2 separate regions of the Homo sapiens genome follow, and region 2 is linked to region 1. A link is a loop called in an ENCODE intact Hi-C map of the cell type or tissue named here. Cell type or tissue: PC-9. All regions are shown on one strand. Links, peaks and the distances in the headings refer to the core of each region. The heading gives the core; the rest is flanking DNA. Region 1 has its middle 32 kb from the start of MRGPRX2. Region 2 has its middle 19 kb from the start of MRGPRX1.

Region 1 (5,383 bases), core at 66-5,065:
CAGCTCTCCCACTGTCAAGCCTGCCAGCTCCCAAAGTTGCCAGGAGTGAGCGTCATGTCTCCTGTCTTTTCCTACTGGAGCCCCTATTGCTCCCTGAATATGCCATGCCAAGGTAGAGTTATGTGAATGTTCACTAAGAGGAAAAACATAATAATGGCTTTGGAAATAAGCTCAATAAATTCTAACATCTCCTTTATTCTCCTTGCTGGAGGTGGCAGGCTGATCTGTGTTCAAGACAGTGACAAACTGCAATTGACAGTTGCTAGAGGGCACTTCTCTGACCTACGGAGGTGCCTGCAGTAGTTGAAGGGAAGCCTGGTGCTTATCAAAGTACTGGACAGCCCTGTGATTTCCTGTGCAGGGATCTGCTGGCAAATGAGAGTGCAGAGTCGTTTGAGTCATGACCTCTCACGAGATGTGTCTCACCATTTAGTCTCACTCTATTCTTGTCTTTGAACTTCTGCCAATCCCTGCCTGCATCCAATTCCTGTTGCTGTAAATGATGGTTGTTTTGGAGTCTTTTGCTGCTAACTGTGTGCATGACCAGCAATGCCAAGCAATGTGAGCCTGTGCTGGGAGAGTTTATAACTAAGAATAAAGCACACCCTCCTCATTTGTCACTCAAGGCCCTCTGTGGCCTGTCCCACCCTTTTTCTTTATCAAAGTAGTAACGTGTCCATGTTTACTCTGTCTTTCCAGAGCACAGAAATTGTATTAATTCATTCCTGCACTGCTATAAATAACTACCTGAGGGAGGTAATTTATAAAGAAAAGAGGTTTAATTGGTTTATGGTTCCTCAGGCTGTACAGGAAGCATGACTGAGGAAGCTTCAGGACATTTTCAATAATGGTGGAAGGTGAAGCGGGCACTTCTTTCATGGCCGGAGCAGGAGGAAGAGAGGAGGGCTAGGTGCTACACACTTTTAAATAACCAGATCTTGTGATAACTTGCTCACTATCAAGAGAACAGCTCCAAAGGGAAAATCTGCTCCCATGATCTAATCACTAGCCACCAGGTCCCACCTCCAACACTGGGGATTACAATTTGACATGAGATTTGAGCAGGGACACACACCCAATCCATATCAGAAGTGTATCAAATACAAGGTCAAAGTCTTCCTAAATCCTGTTCTCTAGAAGCAACAACTTGTTAGTTTTTGTTGTTAAATCTTTCATTAGTTATGAATATAGCTTTGAACAGTAAATTTTATTACTCTGTTTAACATTTATCTGTGTTAACAGTTGGATAAATTGTCACCCCTTGTGAGATGTAAGGAAGTTAACCACACACTAGTCACACTCAGCTCTCTAGGAACAAGCATAGAGTGAGTGAAAGATGAATTCAACCAGATGGAGTTTTGTCTGGCAAGTTGGCAGAGGAAAGTGTGGCAAGGAGGTGGAGGGTATGTGCAAGGTAGTGATTACAAAAATGGGGTGTGAAATCTAAAGTTAGCAATGGTGACAGTGGGGAAGCCAAGGTCAATGAGTCATGTTGGGTGAAGATACTGGAGGCTGAGATGGTGTGCAAGAGTTGAGGCATTCGGGAAAATAAGTTGTACAGATTAGAGTTGAGGGGAAGGCAGTGCGATTTTGAAACTGAGATTGTGGAGGTGATGCCATTGGGGGTTATGACAAGATCTAAGCCTGGATGGTTAGAATGGGGTAGGTGACAAGATTAAAGGAAGGAGGTGTTTAGGAGATGGAAAGCTTAGGATGTTGGATTGCCATCTACAAGGACATTGGAGTCATCACGAATGAGGACAGGGTGATGCTGGAGAAGTCTATAAACTGGCTACTTAGGACAGAAAATATAAACGTTCACATACCCACCCTGCAAATTATTAAGCATATATTAAAAATGTGTCATATTTGTCACCAATTTCTCTTTAAAAATGAATAAATAAAACTACAGATACAACAGATGCTCCAACCTTGCATTGCTTCTCTCTGTGGCTCTTCAAAGATTTTGAAATTGATGGGCATTATTCTGCCCATCAGAATAATGGAAGTTAACAATCCAATTTCATCTAAATAAGAAGATAGTGGAAGTTAATCCAGTTTTGATAACTGGAAGTTAACAATCCCATTTTATCTAATGTGAAGATACTATCAAAAATATATTTCAAAAGCAGTGCTGTATGACATGTACAATTTTAAAATAAAGTTGCTAATTTATTTTAAAATTCTTACCTTAAAAATTCTTTTTAAAATTCTTATTTTAAAATTGGTTACCCAACTCTCAAGACATCATCTACATCAGGGTATAAAAAGATTAAGAGTTGAATTTTTATGGTAGGAGAAAAATGTTGTATTTAAAATAAAATGAGTCATCTCTCCCTCTCTCATTTTGGCCTTGCATTACAGGATTCTTTATGATGGACAACATCTTCAGCCACAGCTGTACAATTGATGGTAGATTCCCAGGGCTGACTCATAATAATTCTTAGTCTGAACTGGTGACATCACATCAAGGCACCATGCCTACTGCATGGGCTACAAACACTGTCTTCCTACTTCTTCCCTCCTGTAGGAAGCCCTCACCTATAGCCAAGACCTACGACAGCATTTGGAAGTCAAGGGTGTATGTATAGGATACAGAGTCAACAGAGTACTGAACCTGGAAGAATATCAAATCTGGAGTCAGAAAACTGATATTGTGTTTTTTTTCTTTTTAGCCTGGCCTTGAAATCTCTCTCTGAAGAGAGTGGTAATGAACTCTAGTCCTGCCCTGATGTGACTCAGGGACTGTGGTCATGGCTGTTTACAGTGTGCCTTTCAAGTAATGCTTCTTTATCCTGGCAGATGGCCTAATGACTAAGTGTCTGACCCACAACCAGGTATTCCTCGCACAGGAAACTTGTTTATACTGGCAGACACCCTTGTGGCTTTTGTATTATCTGTGTCCAGTTTACTTTTTCCAAGATAGTCACTCTCTCTCTTTTTTTTTTTTCTTTTTTTGAGACAGAGTCTTGCTCTGTTGGCCAGGCTGGAGTGCGGTGGCATAATCTTGGCTCACTGCAACCTCCGCCTCCCAGGCTCAAGCAATTCTTCTGCCTCGGCCTCCCAAGTAGCTGGGATTACAGGCGTGTGCTACCATGCCCAGCTAATTTTTGTATTTTTAGTAGAAATGGGGTTTCACCATGTTGGCCAGGCTGGTCTTGAACTCCTGACCTCAGGTAATCCACCTGCCTCGGCCTCCCACAGTGCTGGGATTACAGGTGTGAGCCACCGCTCTCAGCCAAGATAGCCACTCTCTAGGACAGCCCTGACCAGGAAAGGAGTTAGGTTCAAGTGTATTGGTCAGGTAAGACAGAGGAGGTAACTCAACAAAACACCTACAATAACAGAGGTCATTTATTACTTCCAGATCCCAGAGAGAAGAGGGCTGCATGCCTCACAGGGCCAATGTGAAGTGGGGATCCATCTGGGACATGAGCATGCTATCATTGGCGGCAGGGGGCAGCGGGGAGGCAGAGGGAGTAGAATGATGATTACCAGAGGCTGGGAGGGGTAGTGGGAAGTGGTGGATGAAGAGGGGTTGGCTAATGGGTATAAATATATGGTTAGAAGGAATAAGATCTAGTGTTTGGTAGTACAATAGGGTGACTATAGTTAACAAAATTTTATTGTATTTTTCAAAATAATGGAGTGGAATTGGAATGTCCCTAACACAAAAAGTTAGATGCTTGAGGTAGATACCTCAATTACCCCATTTGATCATAATACATTGTATGTTTATATTAAAATATCACATATGCCCCATTATATGTACAACTCTTATGTAGCCAAAATAATTAAAATTTAAGTAGATTGAAAAAAGTAAAAGATCCAGAGGAGATAATATAAGAAATTTATTCGTATCATAGAGATATTCTACTTTGGGACTAATGATTTCTCTGAGAAAAACTAGAAAAGCCACATTAAATATATCTATTTGAAGACATTGAAGAATAACTGAGGCACTTTGGCGGCATGAGGCTGAGAGAAGAGCAGGTAATTGTCAAGTCTGGCAGGGCAGTGTTTACTGTCAAAGTCACATCTGACTGACCAAGGCAGAGGCTTTTCCTCACTGCCTCAGTCTGCTTCCCGACAGCTTCAGGGTTTCCTGAACAAGTCTGCCTCCACCTTCATATACTTCAGCAGTGTCCTGCAGAGCCCTCTGGAGAACCAGCTTGAGGATCTTCCCATATTGATACTACCTAAAGGAGCCAACAAAGAAAGCAAATAATAGGGTTGGTGCAGCTGCTAGCAAGTCAAGATAAACACAATGCAATCAAGACAAAAGAATGAATTGTAGTCAATTTGAACCCACAACCCAAGAAACAATTGAACACCAGCAGGTAGGCTGCAGAAGTGGAAGACTAGGACCAGAAGCAGGTTGTCACATAAGAGCCTGGTCAGCTGCAGCACCTGCAGCCACACAGGAGTCTGACCAGTAGGGACAGGCTGGACCCAGAGAGAACACATGGTAATGAAATAAAGTGCCAGAAACCAAGCAAAATTAGAGTACCCCAAAAGAAGCTACAGTAGTTCCTTTCAAGGATGCTCAGCAGCAGGGACAGGACCAAGATGCCACATATGACAGCTGACTTCTGTCTCAGGTGGTGGTAACAGTATACCAGATGCACCACAGTACGGACTGCAGTGCTTGGTGCTAATGGCACTGAGCATGCCTAGACTCGTAATGTAAAAATAAGTTATCATAGTGATACAGAAGTAGGGGATGGAGATGGAGATGGGGTGGAAGGAGCTGATGAGTTTCAGCAGGGAATCTAAAATCTGGCAGCAGGAAAGAGGAAGTCTCTCTATGCTAGTTTTCATTTTCTTTCCAATTGACACAGATGTGTGTCAAAAGGTGAAAGTCTTTTGGTTTATCTTTCCATAAGTTATTCGGATACAGGTGGTATTTGGTTACATTAGTAAGTTCTTTAATGGTGATTTGTGAGATCCTGGTGCACCCATCACCCAAGCAGTATACACTGCACCATATTTGTTGTCTTTTATCCCTCGCCCCCCCAACTCTTCCCCGCAAGTCCCCAAAGTCTATTGTATCATTCTTATGCCTTGGCATCCTCATAGCTTAGCTCCCACATATCAGTGAGAACATACAATGTTTGGTTTTCCATTCCTGAGTTACTTCACTTAGGATAATAGTCTCATTCAGGTCACTGCAAATGCTGTTAATTCACTCACAAGGTGAAAGTCTTATTGAATTCTAGTCTCCAGAACCAACAACTTGCTTCAGTTGTTCTTTTATTAGTTATTATGTTAAACTGTTTTATTAATTCTGATTATAGATTAATGTTATATATTAATGTTGTATTATATGTTAACGTATATTTTACTAGTTAATATTATAAATATTTGTGTAGATTGTTAATAT
Region 2 (5,383 bases), core at 330-5,329, 70 kb before region 1:
CCTCACTGGTCTATTAGTCCAGGAAGAGCTAAATAAAAACTTACCAGTTCTCAAAGTCTTAAAGGGAAGGGGCCATGGTTGTTTTTACTAGAAACCAAGGCCACGTGTCACCATGCTGTGGACAATTACAGCAGAGAACTTTTCATAAAACCAATTTTCTAGACTGTTTTTATGAAGAGAGAGTTTGTCTCTAAGTACATTATTTTGCTCTATATCTGAAAATACAATGGAACATAGAGATAGCAGAACTCATTTATTCAGAATCGAGCTTCCAACTGTGGTAATGCCTCCAGTCATTGAAGGGAACATGATTTTCAGGGGAACATAGTCTGAGAGATTAATAAGGAATCCTCCCTTTTGATATAATCAGGTAGGAAAAAAGTATAAAGAAGAGTTTTAAGGTTTTGGACAGGAATTCCTTTCAATACCAGGTAATTGCAGAAAAAGTGTTCAGCAAGAAAGATTCAATGTAAGATAACAGGAAAAATAGATTGGCAATATCAAGGAGAATCTAAACATTGTATTATCAGACTAATGCTTTCTATGGTTGACAACTGCAACCGTCAGGATAGATAAAAATCCATTTGAAGACCCTGAGGAACCACTGAGACATTCCTGAGGTGCAACGCTAAGAAAAACACATGCAATTGTCAAGGATGGCAGGGCAGTGTTGCTCTCAAAGTCCCATCTGACAGGACAGAGGCTCTTCCTCACTGCCCAAATCTGCTTCCTGACAGCTCCAGGGTTTCCTCAGGAAGCCATCGTCCACCTTCATTCACCTCAGTCGTGTCCTGCAGAGCCCTCTGGAGAACCAGCTTCAGGTTCTGCCTATTTTGACACTGCCTAAAGGAGCCCACGAAGAAGTAAATGTTGGGGTTGGCCGTTAAGAGAGGAAAGGAAAATGGAAACTAGATGAACGTGACAATATAAGACTTCCAAATCCACGTGGTTCCATGAAAATAGGAAAAACCGAATGCCAAAGGGCAGGCCACAGAGGAGGAAGACCAGCGCTATGAGCAGGATGGTCACGTACAGCCTGGTCAGTGGCATCTTCCGGGACCCACAAAGGATCCTGACCAGCAGGACCAGGCTGGAACCACAGAGAGCCACACATAAAAAAATCAGCCCCCCTACTATGATGAAATCTGATGTTTAACACCAAACAGAATCAGCACCACTAAACAGGAAGTCACAGAAACTCCACTCCAGGACGCTCCGCAGCAGAGACAGGGCCCAGAGCATGACACACACGACCGCTGACAGGTGTAGGGGCGGGGGCGGCAGCGCTACCAGATGGGCCACAGGACGTACAGGCAGCGCTCGGTGCTCATGGCGCTTAGAAAGCTCAGGCTTGCAAGGTAGGAAAACATCATCACAGGGCTGAGGATTTTGAAGATGGGATGGAGGATATTGATGAGGCTTAACGGAAAACGTATAATGTGGCTTCTGAGAAAGAGGAAGTCGGCCATGGACAGGTTGAAGATGTAGATGGAGAAGGCGTTCCTGCGCATGCGGAAGCCCAGGAGCCAGAGCACGACTGCATTTCCTGTCATCCCGACAAGGGAAACGATGCACGTCAGCCCTGTGAGGCTCAGGGTTTGCTTGTAGCAAGGAGTCTCCTCACGTCCATTGATTGGTGTCAGTTCTGTACCCAAGGCTGGGATGGTTGGATCCACGCTCAGGAACCCTAGTCTGGTGTCCCTGGGAACACAAACCAGAGGTGATCAACAGCTGTATCATCTCTGATTCTCTGCACCACCCTGCCACGTGGGATTTACTGTCGTCATTTTAAGAGGAGATATCAGAGACGTGCAGAGAATAAGTTACCTATCAAAAGGTGGGGGTCCTGAAATCCAGTTTGAAATCCAGTTCTTGCTGACTCTAAAGCCTGACCTCTCTCTATTGCCACACAAGTTCTATGCTGACATGGGAATAACATTATGGTCAAAACACCCCCACTCAAGTGGCCAGGGCTGTGGACCTGATCATTGCTTTATCCTGGGCCTGAAATTTTCTCTCAGGTGGAGGAATTCAGATACACAAAGAAGTGGTTGTGACACACTCGTGACTAGGACTGGTCATCTATGGACAAGAAAGAAGACCATGCATTATGAACCAGAGGAAAATGTGACCTTCACTAGGACAAGTGTGAAAATGGCTGGGCCTGGTGGTTGAGAAATAACTCAGTGTGTCAGTCATTGCAGACAGGACCACATTTTACATTTTGTACTCCCAGTACCTATTTCCATGAGCAGCACACTGTGCTCTTCATAAATATTCATTCAATGAATGAATGCATGCATGAGGAACTTAATGATAATGGTAGATTTGGGTGAAATGGAAAATAAAAATTAAAGCACAATGTAAGGCATTAGAACACCCATGTTTAATTAGGTACAGAAAATTTCATTCATCAGAATTCTATTTGTGGCAGCTCTATCTGTGTTAAAAAAGAATTACTGATGTGTGCCCCAAACCTGAAATTGACCACTGATGTGCCTTTGAAATGAGGACTCAGTGTGGCTTTGCTGAACACCTAGAAGCATTTTTGTACAGAATATTTGTGTAGGTTGTGGGTCTGAGCTGAAATGCTCAGCAATAGAGCAGAGGAAAGAGTAAGTGAGGGTGAGGTCTGAGTGCCACTGAAGCAGGTAACTGAAGTGTGGGAATATGTATGGGGGGACTACTAAGTGTTCTGCTGGGTATACACAATGTAAACCTGTTTCATTCTCTCTTTCAGGAGATCTTTGGTTTGTTTCTTTGTTGATGTAAACATTTGTGTGAGAGGAGTCCATGAGGGGAAATAGGAGATATGTAGGGCTTGGAGTATAAAGAGAGATATTCATGCAGATTTCAACTGGAGAATGAGGACTGGGTCTAATCTGGGAGAATAACAGCAGCTGATTGAGAGTGTTTAAGATATTGTCTCTTTTCATTATCTGAAGAGCCTAGCAGGTAAGAATGAGTGTTATTCCCATATGGACAATAATACATTGGTACACAAAAAGAGTGAATTATTTGTTCTGGGACTTATATAGTATGATTTGAGGCCAGCAGGGCTGACTCATGATCCAGTCTTGGAGCAGCCCTTTACACCCAGTGCCACTCTGTGTTGATTATACATGTTAGAGGGGGTAAAGCAGAGGAGTGATTCTTAAGATTAAATCCAAGTTGGCAGGCAAAATTGTGGGTTGAAAAAAAAAAACTAACCTAAACAAATTTCAGATAGAGAATGAGAAGCAAATCAAATAGGGAACAATATAGAGGAGAGTGAAGGCATTTAGGAATGAATTCAGGAGTTCCTTTTTGCCTATCAGAGGCCACCTTTGCTCTGGAATCCCAAGAATGCACATGGGCAGGAACTCTTCAGGTGGAAAGGAGACACACCCTCCTCTAGGAATACAGAGGAGCATCAGGAGTGAATGCATCCATCATGAGCTCTCTTAGAGAGACAAGCTGCCACCACCCTGATTGACCCGAAAAGGAAATGAGAGGAAAAGGAGAGCCTCTGTTATCCACACTCAGGGCACTAAACACTTTGTCCATCTATATTTATGGTTTGATATGTTTGTCTTCCTTATGAAACTTGAAGCTCCATTAAGGAGTAAGTCGTGCCTGTCTTTTTCACTGTGGTATCACCAACATTTAGCCTGTGTTCCTTAAAGACCATCTGTGGTATTATCCTCATATAACATAAGATGAAGCTGTGGCCTAGACTAGTAAAGTGTTTTCCTGTGATCACAACAAGAAGAGTAGGTCCAGTACCCGCCCCTGGTCCCTGGAGCCCTGCATGAAACTTCTGTACTGTTCTCTGCCCCATCATTCATTATTTCAGAGGAGCTCCTGAAAAAAATCTTGATGTGAGCACAGAATCAGAGACAGTGAGGGGCTGAAGGAACTGCTAGGTTGCTCCAATGTTGATTTTCCTCTTTGGTCACGACCGAGTCTAAAGGCAGCACAAGGACCCACATTCCAGTTTTCCTTGATGCTGGGTGCCATTGTATGACCAGGTGCTGTTCAGTGAAAGGTGCACAAAAGTGAAGTAAGCAAGTCCTGGCTCATAGAATCAATCAAAAGAGCAAAGCACCTCCTTTTCTTCATCCTTTTCCATCACGCTGGAATGCTGATGTGGCTGTGAACCATGTAGGATCACAAGGATGAGGGAAGCTCCCTGGGGACTGGGGAGTTGCAGTTTTGGAATTCTGATATATGATGTCTTGGAGTTTCCAGCTCAGATCTCACAGATAGTCATCTCTGGGCATTCCCTGGTTCTTGCTCCGGAACCCCAGCACACACCAAAATATGCAGATGCTCAATTTCCTTACATAAAAAGATGCGATATTTGTGCACACCCTATGCTCTTTCTCCCAGATACATTAAATCATTTCTAAGTTATTTAGAATAACTGACAAAATACAACTGCCATGTTAATTCTTGTTTTACTATACTTTTTTTTGGAAGTAATGACAAGGAAAAACAAGTTTCTACCTGTTCACTACATACACACGTCTGCCATACCCTTATTTTTAAAATAGTTTCCACCTGTGATTTGTTGACTCTGCAGATTCAGAATCTAGAGACCTAGAGGCACAACTATACCTTCTTTTTAAAGATATTTCTACTTCATTCTTTATTACAGCCACCAAAATTATATTCTAAACCAAAGAAATATGTTCTCTCTTTTTTAGATTACATTTTATTTTCTATGCATTTTTGATGAATGCAAACATTTCTGCATAGAAGTGACAGTAGAGAAAGATATGCCAAACATTGAAGTGGTCTGATAGAGCTGAAATGAGAAAGAAATCAATCACCTTTAGACAGAGAATGCCCAGTAATTAGGAGGATAGAAGAAGGTGAGAGTGATAGTCTCATTTGCTATGAGGTTTTGCTTTCCATTCTTCTCTATCCTGTTTGACATCCTAAGAGAGTGGCTTTTATGTCCCACATCAGTGGGATTCATTTTAATTCTAGCTTCTGGTGGAATTGTGACACTGCGCCACACCAGCAGGAGACTGGAGGACAGCAGGAGAGCAACTTCAGATTTCCATCTCCTGGCTCTCTGCCTGGGTATTAGTTCATTCTCACATTGCTATAAAGAAATACCTGAGACTGGCAAGTTTATGAAGAAACTAGGTTTAATTGGCTCATTGCTGTATAGGCTATGCAGGAAGCATAGCAGCTTCTGCTTCTGGGGAGGCCACAGGAAGCTTCCAATCATGGTGAAAGGCCAAGGGAGAGAGAGGCATCTCACACGGTGAGAGCAAGAGAAATACAGAGAGAGAGGGAGGCACTACACACTTTTAAACAACTAGATTTCATGAGAACTCACTCACTATCACTACAGCGATACCAAAGGGGGATGGTGTTTATACCATTCATG

What was found. Hi-C counts contacts between places; a loop is a spot of excess contacts. Peaks named below come from ENCODE experiments on the same cell type or tissue, not always from the same donor. Only the 100,000 strongest peaks of a DNase experiment are listed, where the experiment ranks them.
Region 2: a loop joins it to region 1, with 5 times the contacts of the local background. A loop is called at or near these places in 1 of 110 quality-filtered maps.

The regions. Positions count from the first base shown.
Region 1 is chr11:19,025,622-19,031,004 of GRCh38, forward strand. It overlaps the pseudogene MRGPRX9P. Among named protein-coding and RNA genes, the nearest start is that of MRGPRX2, 32 kb to the right of the region's middle. In PC-9, for the core only: no CTCF peak of the experiment used is centred there; DNase peaks (open chromatin) are centred at 2,420 and 2,790; H3K27ac peaks cover 807 bases; H3K27me3 peaks cover 1,861 bases.
Region 2 is chr11:18,955,338-18,960,720 of GRCh38, forward strand. It overlaps the pseudogene MRGPRX11P. Among named protein-coding and RNA genes, the nearest start is that of MRGPRX1, 19 kb to the left of the region's middle. RefSeq lists enhancers at 544-1,044, 3,114-3,663. In PC-9, for the core only: no CTCF peak of the experiment used is centred there; DNase peaks (open chromatin) are centred at 3,054 and 3,374; H3K4me3 peaks cover 491 bases; H3K27ac peaks cover 1,702 bases.